Regions from separate parts of the Mus musculus genome. Here region 1 is linked to region 2. Evidence: chromatin contacts called from ENCODE Hi-C or POLR2A ChIA-PET data. All regions are on one chromosome and are shown on one strand. Each heading gives the region's core, a stretch centred on a gene start or an enhancer-like site at or near the end of the contact. The rest is flanking DNA. Distances are from core to core; before and after follow the strand shown. Region 1 holds the start of Pask (PAS domain containing serine/threonine kinase). Region 2 holds the start of Mterf4 (mitochondrial transcription termination factor 4).

Region 1 (5,554 bases), core at 1,995-4,494, 37 kb before region 2:
TGAACATTTGAATGTCTTCTACATCCAATAGTATTTAAGATACAGAGACAGTAACTGGGAGGCCACATGGAGACAATTAACATGCCATCCTTCCCCTCTGAGAACTTGTAAAGAGTTGACAAGTGTCAACTGAAATCTGGATCATCTACAATGGGAAACACTAATGACACCAGATACAGAAGTACCTTCCAAGAGGCTCTCACATCTGATGTGATGACCCTTCTCACATCTCACTGTGACCCTTCTGCCACATACCTTCATTGATGTCTCACTATCCATTTGGCCAAGATAAATGGTTAAATTTTCAGGCCCACATTCCAAAAGAAATCAAGACTAGCTAAGATGAGACTGTGGGCAGAGTGAATGAAAACAAGAATGTCTCAAAAAATGGCAGAAGCCCCAGGTAAACTGCTGGTGTTAAATAACCACAGGATAGAGTTAATCATGCAAAGTTTTTTGGAGTAAATAAAACAGATTTTGAGTTATGAACAAAGCAACAATGAAACATGGCTCTGGCAAATGATCTTCCTTTCTAAACCTCAATATTCCCCTCTGTAGACCAGAGTTAGTAGAGTACCTTCTCCTGTCAGGACCAAATAAGAAAGGACACAAGAGTAGCTCATGTGTATGACACGGAGAAGAATGTATGAGTTACCAAGAGGCACTTTACAGTCTGTGATCTAGAGTTAGGAAAACTAGGTTCTGTGTTACAGTCTCTGTATCTCCCCCTGTGCCTCTATCCTCAGGGCAGTAGAGAGGTTCCAGAGCCTGCGACACTGTGCAAGAATGTGACTACAAGGCTCTAGGTAGAATAGGCTAGCAAAAGGCAATGAAATCTATCAAGACGAGGAAGGTTTGAGTTAAGGCATTAGCAGTGATAGAGAAGGTGGCAAAACATGCTCAGCCTGGTCTACACAGGCCAGCCACGGAAATGGCAAGAACCTGTCTTAAAAGACAAAAGAAAGGCATTACAACGACAAATCCAACCCAACCCAAACCAAGCCACACAAAAACGCCACAAAAAAAAAAAAAAAAAAAAAAAAAAAAAAAAAAACTCCAAAAAGACATAGGCCATAGAAACCTAAGTGTCAGCTGGTAATGACATGTGTGGGGGTGGACGAGAGAAACAGCTTGGCTTGTGTATTTGCCCTTTAGTGAGGAAGGAGGGGAGAGGTGTATTGGAGGAGGAAAGAGGGGGCTAGGAAGAAACATTTCCTCCTTAAGAAAGATTCAAAGGTTAGAAACAAAAGACCTCTAGCACGACTCCTTCAAGTCTCTCTAAGAGCGTTCCTTGTTGGCTCTTCTCAACCCCCATTGCATGACTGCTAATTTAGGTCACCTTTCCATACTCCTTTGCTTCTGACTGGTTTTCCTTTCTCCAGAATGATACTGGTCCTCCCCACTGGACCCCAGTCTGGATGACATCTAGTGAGTTTTCAGGGCCCATCTCAGGGCAGCCCCACTGCTCTCAAACTCACTGGTCTTTTCTTCCACATCTCTGCCCCTTGCTCTGCAACCTTCTTCCCTAGTACTCCTCCCAGAAAAGTGAGTGACCTTCCAAAAGTGAATAATCCTCACCAAAATAGTGGAGTCTTTCAAAGACATTTAAGATTTGCCTAATGCTACAATGGGTAGGGTTAAGTACATGTACATATGTACAAGTCTGTTCGTATACACTAACACACATATATGCACGCATGTAATGACCATGTATCTACACAACTGTATACAAAAGCATGCACACGTGTAACATATATGTATGTTACATATGTATATGACATAATCCAACACAAGGAAAAAAAGGAAGAAAGTTGAATATAGACTAGACTGCATGCCTAGAAAACAAGACAACGCCTTGTAAACTCAATTTCCGGAGCTCCTTTTTATCCATCTCTCTGCCACAACCCATTCGCTTCAAAGCAGACTTTTCCATTCATGCCGCGTGAACAAACTGGACTTCGTAGATTCCCCACGCCTGAAGCCTCAGTTTCCCAGTGAGCTGACGGAGGACGGTTCCCTGCCCCCTCGCCTGTCAACTTCGGAGCTTTAAGACTAGGTTCCTATAGCCACGGCTTCCTTGCCAATCTCCCTGGGCGGGCTCGCGCCACGTTTTTCCCCAGGGTCTTGTCTTTCTGGCCGCTACCGCCCTCGGGACGGGACTCCCGGGCTCCGAGCCTCCCTGGCTGTCCAGCCATATTGGCAGCTGTCAGAGCTCTGTGGCTGTGGCCGGAGGCTGGAGGCCGAATTCCGATCCCGCAAGAGGCCGTGACCGCCCAGCCCGAAGCTCGCCGCTCCCCGGTCACCCACAGGGGCCGCTCACCCTCCATCATCTCCTGCGACTGTTGCTGCCCCGCGCCGCGCTCTGCCGCCATATTGGCTGCTCTTTCCCTTTCCGGAATCTGTCGCCTTAGGCCATGGGCCAATCAGGATTCCAGGTCCAATAGGCCAGCCAATGGAACAAAGTATAGAAGCGCGAGCTGACAATGCTTGCGCGGGCGCAGTGTTTCATGGGGATTGTAGTTCCCACAGGCTCCGGCTCCACCTGGGTTAGGGGTTTGATGAATGAGTAGAGTCTAGGCGAGCACGAAGAAAGCAGACATCCCGGAAAGTCTTTAGGCAGCATGGGAGACACTTCAAGCTTGCGGATTCGCTCAAGTCACTATGCCAACTTCGGAGGCGTAGAGGTACTGCGGACAGGAGAGTTCTACAGGCCACAGGTGAAGCCGACTAGACTTGCACCCCCGACTTCGGGAGCCTCACTTCACGGTGAGCCGGTAGGCGAGGGAAACCAGTTTATTCTGCGCCTGCGTGCTGATACACTGGTGCCACAGGCCACCTTTAGGGGATGCTTGGAGAAGGCGGGAGGGGCCGCGGTCCGGTCCTGGGGCTCACGTTTGCGGCCTCCAGCCCACGGCGAGCCACTGTGTCGTCCGCTTCTCACTGTCCTCGCCTTGGAAAGGTGGCCGTCGTAAGAAGGGCTGCACGTCGCTCACCGTCCTCGGTTCTCCCGTAAGAGTAAACTGCAGTCACTTGGAGTGGGGCGTGGAGGGGGGGGAAAGGCGCGAAGAAATCGGGTCTTTTGGCTCCTCCGAGGCTCTGTAGTGGGTGTCCGGTGCGTCCCTAGCAACTGTTTGCGCGCGCTCAGCTGCTTGCTTTCACTGAGGTCCGCCCATCAGGGTGTCTGGTTGGTTCTTGGTCCCTTGTTATGCTGCCTAAGTCGTTCTGCGATTGGTCGGTGGGCCAGAAGCGCGCGGATCTTCACGTTGTGAATCCGACTGAGACTTGCGCCAGCCTGGGGTGAGACACCAGCCTTCGAAAAACCTCCGGGTGGCGGCGAGTGTTAGTTACGCATTGTCGTGGAGTGGCTCTGGCCCTTTCCTCGCGCGCCCGCACTCCCTCCGCCCAGCCCCGGCCCCAGAGTGGTGGCGGGTTCTGGCCGTTTGACCCGCGCTCAAGAGCCGCCAGCGCCCGAAAGCCTCTGATTGAACTGGAAGCTTTGCTTTAAGGTTAGACTAGCGGGCCAGTGAGCTCTGGGGAGTCACTTATCTTCACCCCCTAATTTCGGGATTACAGTTATGTGTAGCCACGTCTGGCTTTTTATGTGGTTAAAGATTTAAACGCAAGTCCTCATGCTTGCATAGAAAAAAACTTTTAACAAAGGGAGCCGCCCAGTTCCTGTAATTACTTTTAAGATAAAAATTTGTAGCATTAACAATTTAGTTTGAAGAATGGTATTTTTTATATAAATTAAGATCTCATATCAATATATTCTGAGGTCATACAAGGTCTAAAAAAACAGTAAGGTTTTGTGACTTTGGCAGTGTATTTAGAAGCCATAATTACATGTCCTAACTTTGTCAATAGGTTGGTTTTAAAAGTAGAAAAACCACGGTATGATCGTATCATTGTTTGCTGTAACAGTAATTAGTGCATTTAGATACCTAGAGAAGATGCCTGTACATCTTTCACATTAAAACACTCTACTTGAAAACTGCTATCTAACACCTACTCATCTTTATTTTGTTTGAGTCTGGTGGTGTCACATATAGCCTTGAACACTGTCGCTACTCATCTCTTATTTCATAATGAGTTGTTGCTTTTTAGGATCACATACTGAGTGCATGTGCCTGTGTATGTAATATGCAGAATAGTGAAGGCAAATAGTCATACTTTATCAGTCAGTGGTGGAAGGTTTGCCCAATAGGTGACTAGCTCTGGGTTTAATACCCACCTTCACACAAAAATACCAATTGTCAGGCTGATGGTGTCTTCCTCTCTTCCCAGCACTTCCAACGACTCTGGAGACCTTGCCTCAAAAACAAAACAAAACAAAAAACAAAACAAACCCCAAAAGGAAACAAAGCCCTACAGTTTGGGCCCAGCATTATGGCTCAGTGGGTAAAGGCACTTGCTGCCAAGGTCTGACAATTTTGGACCCACATGGGTAGAAAGAGAGAAGTGACTCCTGAAAGTTGTTTTCTGTCATCCATGGTTGTGCTTTCTCTCTTTCTCTTTCTCTCTCTCTCTCACACACACACTCCCACAATGTAATAAAAATGCATGAAAAAGTCATGCATTATAATGAAAATAAAATGAGGTTGTAAGATGGCTCAGCAGTTAAAAGCTGTTGCAGTTTTATAGAAGACCTGGGTTCTGTTCCTAGCACCTACATGGTGGTGTCTGTAACTTCCGTTTCAGGGCATCTGGTGGCCTCTTCTGAGTTCTTCAGGCTCCTGCATGCACACAGTGCCCATACATACACAGGCACATGCATGTGCTTACACACACACATACACATATTAAAACAAACACATTTAAACCCATTAACTAACTTAGGAAGTAAGAGACTGTGTCATTTTGCCTCTTAAGTTTAGTGCTCTACCAGACTCCAGGGAATTGTCTGCCTGAAGTATGGGTCTTCAGTCTTGTTGGACTCTTATCCTGTATATTGTATTTTTTAAGCAGTGTATTTAGATTTTATATATATATATATTAATTTAATATATATATATATATATATATATATATATATATATATATATATAAAAGGAATCTTGCTGCAGATAACCTTTTGTATTTTGAAGGTTTTTACTCTATACTGCTAGGATTGGTTCTTGTACACAATTCCTTTGTTCTTACTGATGATTGTATCAGAGCTTTCTTCTTGATGAGTATTTAAATTGTTTTTTCTTTTGGACTGTTTTCCCTCTTTCCTTCCTTCTCTCTTCTTCTTGCCTCCCTGGCTTTCTACCTGTCTAGTTTCCTAGCCTTTACTGTTTTGAACCGTGCTGGCCTGGAATGATCCTTGTGCATCTTAGTATTTATGTGTGTGGATTTCTGTAGACTGGTCCCTGCAGTGTAGCCTCTCTGGAAGGTGGCTTTTCTTTTCAGTTGGTTTGAAGAGAGTGTATTTAATAACTTTGAACCTGTATTTCACGTTCTTTGCTTCTGAGATTACTAGAACATAATGGTTTTATAGAGTTGGGGTCACAGTGGCTCTTCTAGAGTCCCTGACTGTTTTGGGGTTGTAGGATAGCTCACCTCTGATTTAAGT
Region 2 (5,452 bases), core at 1,612-4,111:
AAATCATTAAAGCTTTTGGTTTTACAGTCCGATGCCTTATGAGTGTTCTTTGCAGAAGAACAAAACCAAAGATAAAGCCTTGAGACTAAAGTTGTGAGGCAGCAGCTATAATTTTTCCCGTGGAATTTCAAGTCTGATTTAAGAATGAAATTTGGTGAGGACTGAAGATGCCGCCAGATTTTCACAGTACCCTGTGTCTTAGCTACCACTGCTTCAGAGCTGGCTGACTTGTTCAGGTTCCTAGATTGTTCTCAAAAAGTTGGAGTGGCAGAGTTTCCTTAGGCTTTAGGTGTAAAGGCTTAAATAATATTTATTTAGGAAGAAAATTAAGACAAAAGTAATTCTTTAGTTTTATACAGATTACAACTTTCTTGTCCTCTATAGATAGAATCTTTCTGTCAAAAGATGTTTAAGCACTTCAGCACTAGATCATTGCCTAGCACAAAGCAGTTATGTGTTTATTGATGCAATAGCCAGATCCTTTTTCTCTGGAGCAGCCAATAGGCCGGCAAGAAATAGGTATGGCTTAGAAGTGGTGGAATCTAGGCAGCTGTTAGAACACAGCTTCTTTGTTTTCTTCCCTCCCCTTCTGTACTAGCTGGTTTTGTGTGTCAACTTGACACAGGCTGGAGTTATTACAGAGAAAGGAACCTCAGTTGAGGAAATGCCTCCATGAGATCCAGCTGCAAGGCATTTTCTCAATTAGTGATCAATGGGGGAGGGCCCCTTGTAGGTGATACCATCCCTGGGCTGGTAGTCCTTGGTTCTCTAAGAAAGCAAGCTGAATAAGCCAGGGGAAGCAAGCCAGTAAGTGACATCCCTCCATGGCCTCTGCATCAGCTCCTGCTTCCTGACCTGCTTGAGTTCCAGTCCTGACTTCCTTTGGTGATGAACAGCAATGTGGAAGTGTAAGCTGACTAAACCCTTTCCTCCCCAACTTGTCTCTTGGTCATGATGTTTGTGCAGGAATAGAAACCCTGACTAAGACACCTTCATGTCTAAGATGCAAATTCAGTGCATAGAGGTTGGTTTGGAAGCTTCTGGTGCTCCATCCATAAGTGAAGCCAGACCTCTGGGCTGGGAGGGCTATTGTCATTTTCCCTGTAATTTCATTACTTGGGCCATATTCTGTTTTTTAAAAATAGCAGACACCTTCGTGTGTGTGTGTGTGTGTGTGTCTGTCTGTCTGTCTGTCTGTCTGTCTCAAAGGACAGCTCGGTGGAGTGGGTTTGTGTCTTCACTTTTGCATGGGTCCCTAGAATCAAACTCAGGTCACCAAGCTGGTGTGGTCAGTGTCTGAATTCCTGAGCCATCTTGCTGACTAAACACAAGTCTGTAAACAACAGAACTTACCAAATACTTTTATCTGGGTCTAGATCTGTACATAACCATTTCAGGGAGAGTTTGGGCTGTCCTGAGAACTTATTGCTGTATTACAGTGTCCATCACAAACTACTTACCTCCTCTCTTCCTGTAAGCAGCCAGAGGTCATCTGCCAAGATGTTTCGCTACTCTCTTGACCCAGAAAAACCCCCCAAAATCATGCAAATCAAGAGGTTCAAACCTTCGTGTTCACTTTAAGAACACCCGGGAATCTGCCCAGGCCATCAAGGGTATGCATATCTGCAAAGCCACCAAGTATCTGAAGGACATCACTTTAAAGAAGCAATGTGTGCCATTCCGGTGTTATAATGGTGGAGTCAGTAGGTGCGCCCAGGCCAAACAATGCGGCTGGTCGGTGGTCAAAAAAGAGTGCTGAATTTTTGCTGCACATGCTTAAAAATGCAGAGAGTAACGCTGAACTTAAGGGCTTAGATTTAGATTCTCTTGTCATTGAACACATCCAGGTGAACAAGGCACCTAAGATGCGCCGACGAACCTACAGAGCTCATGGCCGGATTAACCCATACATGAGCTCCCCCTGCCACATTGAGATGATCCTCACTGAGAGGGAACAGATCATTCTAAAGCCAGAAGAGGAGGTTGCACAGAAGAAAAGGATATCCCAGAAGAAACAAGAAACAAAAACTCATGGCACGTGAATAAATTCAGCATAAAATAAATGCAGATAAAGTTAAAAAACAAACAAACAAACAAACAAACAAACCTACTTACCTCAAAGATGAGCCCAGGAACACAAATTTGGTTTTTCCAAAAGATTCTCCACCATGGATGAAGTTAGGTGAGATATTACTAGCTAGAGAATAAAGCCATAAATCAAGGCATTTACCAGACACATTGGTGGGGACCACAGATAGGAAGGATAAGGCAAAACTAGGAAAACACTTAACTCAGTTTTAGATATTATTTAGTGATGCTATTGGCTTTTGGATTGGTGAAAACCATTGTTGGTCTAGGAATATATTTTAAAGGTATTCATTGTCACAAAGCTGTTAAGTTAGACAGGTGGACGATGAATGGATTTCAAAAAGGCTAAGAATAATCCATGATAATTTGGTTTTGGTCTGCAGGATCCTAATTCCACAATCACAGCGTTATCTTATTTGGCCTTGTACTATCTTTAACACAGGTGATTGTTTTTTGTCATATTCTCCCCTCCTCCCCCGGCCCCAGTAAAAGTAGTTTCACAACAGAAAACGACGGTGTGCGCTTCGGGGTAGTTTGGTTTCACCTGTACTCTGAAGAGCAGTTTTAAAACCCAGGTAGTGTTGCTTGTTCCTGGCAGAGACCATGCAACCGAGTATGCCCAACTAAAGGGAGCTGCACCTGCAAGCTGCAGGTGCTGGGCACGAGCATCTGGGATCAAGGGCTTGGCTGCGGAACGAAAGAACGCCACACCCCGGGAGTTCGGCGGACACAGATCGGAGGCCGGACGTTGTGAGCCAGGAAGGACCGCCTCTTCCGGTCTCACAGTTGTTCTTCGCTTGGTCTCCATGGCTTCGCTGGGAAGGCAGGTGAGGTTGCCCTAGGTCCCGGGCTCACAGCGGCTGTTGGCGGGACGTTCAGGAGGCGCTGACGCTGGTTCTTGGTGTTCCGGTCTGGGCACCTTGTGGCAGTAGCGCTCCCGGGTGGCGTGTGCACAGACAGTGTGGCCCTCAGAATAGCTTCTGGCTTCTCCGGAGTTTCGGCTGTGTGCTGCCTAATGGCTAGGGAGGCCTGGACCACCACCAGCGGCAAGAGCGGGGTGTTTGAGACCATTCTGGCGGGCACCGGATGCTCTGTGCTTAATTTGTTATGTGCTAGTCCCAACACCTGGGGCTACTGTGTACAAATCGACAGATTCCTTCCCCCAAATATTCTTCTTTTAATGGAAGGGATCCTTGAAAAACAAAACAAAACTATCCTTTGTTGGAATGAAATTAGGTAGTGTACCTGTCTGGTGGCTAGTCTGAGGTTCAGAATTTTCAACCAAATACTATTGCTCGTGCCCTGTATCTTCAGTATGTAGATATTGCTTATGCTTCAATATCTTCAGTAAGTGCGGTCGTTTGCATGCTACTTTTATTCTTTGGAGACTTTTTAGACCCAGAGAAGATTTTACAGATTGTTTACAAAAACTGTTAGCTTTTGTGGGCCAAGGGTCAAGCTGAGGTTCAAGGTTACTGGCTCAGTAATCTTGTGGTGGTCATTATTCTGAGGTGGGACTGATTCTGTTTTTGCTCTGCCTTACAGGTTCCTGAGTGGCATCGTCTACTGGCCCTCTCCTGGGCCTGTTTGGTTAGGCAGACCCCTCATCTCAGAGAACAGAAACAGATGAGCCCTTCTTTGTCTTGCAAACTGACTACAGTGCCCGGTAGAGGAAGCTTTCAAGAGTTTTCCAGCATTACACCCCAAAAGTACATGCAGGAACCAGAAAACAGGACACGACTTGTTCAGTGTCTTCATGAGGAACAGAAGCCTTGTGTGGATCCTGAGTCCTTGGAGCCTGAAAAGGTCATCCGTTCCCTCCAGGACATGGGTTTTGCTGAAGCCCACATTCACAGCTTGTTTAGTATACAGCCAAGTGTCCATCCTCAACAGTTGCTGGGTATAGTTTCAGAACTCCTACTCTTGGGGTTGAACCCAGAGCCTGTATTTAATGCCTTGAAGAAAAATCCCCAGTTGCTGAAACTGTCTAGCATGCAGATGAAGAGGCGTTCCAGTTACCTTCGGAAGCTTGGCCTTGGAGAAGGTATAAGATGCAGCAGACTTTATAGAGGGAGAGGAGTCAGTTAGGGAGAAAATAGCTTACCCTAGCAGGGATGTCCAGCCTTTTGATAGTAAGGCATGGAATTGTCACCTACAAATGAGCTAGGCTGCATTCATCAATACCCTGGGATGCATGTGTGCTGTGGGCTAAACACACCTTACTCAGAGGAAGTGAGGTAGGAAAGTTTGCTGAGGAGAGGTCAGTGTCTTCAAGAAGATGTGCAGTGGGCTCTCTGCAGATGCCGTTGTAAGGGGGATGTGGGATAGAGGAGCCCAAGAAGAGAGAACCAAGGCCAAAGTGAGCCTCCTGTGTGTTCATTGAGATCTCTAGCTCCAGATCAATGGGGACATGGAGTCTGGTTTTGGTGGGTTAGTGTTGCTCTATGGTAGTGATGTATGTGTATGCAAATGTGTGACCTCCGCAAAAACATCCCACACACAGCTTTCAGAGCTGATGGTGCCCGGTTCCTGGAAGGCTGTTAGAGTGCCCTCCACCTTCCAACAGCTGTCACCCTTCTGGAGAAGGGAGGTGGGGCTCTCCAGTGAACTCTACCCATTTGACTGCTTTTATTTCATTACTGACTGTTCCTGGTAAGATTTCACCCCCAAAGTGGGGAGGCTTAGAGCCCACTGTGTTTGGTGTCTCGGCATGCCTCCTCTAGAAGATAAGCAAAAAGATAACTGTGTTCCCCTTGACACGTTGTCTCTTGTAACATGATCTAAGCCCAAGCTCAGTCAGTGTGTGAAGCACAGCCTGAGAGGAGAAAATAAAGCTTACTCTTTGGAAACGCCTCTTCACAGGGAAGCTAGGCTGTTAGGAAAGTTACTTGACAGTCTTAAGTGGCTTTTAAGTTTCCAGTTTTTAAATCGGCACAACTATTCATCAGAAGACCATTTGCTTCACTTATGAAGCCCTGCTTATATCATTTGTCTGAATACAGTTACTAATGTAACTCAGTAAAACACGGGGAGGCTGGGTGTGGTAGTGCATTCTTTTAATTGAACTCTATAGTCAGGAGGATGGAGCTCTGCAGGTTCCAGGCCTTCCAAGGAGACCCTACAAAACAAACAATAATACAGTTGGATATAACACATGGTCACGCTCAGACTACTTATAATTGTGTGTTCTGGATATTCTTGTTCCTACCATTGTTCCTAAAGGCCTCTTCATTGAGCTCAGACTCTCAAGTCTAGAGATTGTTAGTCTCTATACAATGTCTAGATTATACAGAGAGAAGCAGCAGCCTGAGCCCCACTGTGCAGGAAACCACTCTCCTCTAACATTCCCCAGTGAATCCCCGGG

Evidence for each region. Hi-C counts contacts between places; a loop is a spot of excess contacts on that map. ChIA-PET counts read pairs that join two places held with the same protein, here RNA polymerase II (POLR2A).
Region 1: a loop to region 2 is called in a map of gastrocnemius, with 4 times the contacts of the local background. The contact joins the promoter of Pask here to the promoter of Mterf4 in region 2. A Hi-C loop is called at or near these places in 4 of 37 maps with a recorded cell type or tissue (gastrocnemius and heart). POLR2A ChIA-PET finds 5 or more read pairs at or near these places in 2 of 5 experiments (Patski and embryonic stem cell).

Annotation. Positions count from the first base shown.
Region 1 is chr1:93,340,478-93,346,031 of GRCm38, reverse strand. Pask (PAS domain containing serine/threonine kinase) reads left to right here and starts at 3,244. Exons shown (of 18, transcript NM_080850.2): 1 at 3,244-3,506. It overlaps Ppp1r7 (protein phosphatase 1, regulatory subunit 7), which reads right to left and starts at 2,404. Exons shown (of 10, transcript NM_023200.3): 1 at 2,321-2,404. The coding sequence starts at 2,372.
Region 2 is chr1:93,303,288-93,308,739 of GRCm38, reverse strand. It overlaps Mterf4 (mitochondrial transcription termination factor 4), which reads left to right and starts at 2,861. Exons shown (of 4, transcript NM_178051.4): 1 at 2,861-2,915; 2 at 3,634-4,132. The coding sequence starts at 2,895. It overlaps Gm28535 (predicted gene 28535), which reads right to left and starts at 2,776. Exons shown (of 3, transcript NR_151531.1): 1 at 2,633-2,776; 2 at 2,116-2,197. It also overlaps the pseudogene Gm7867.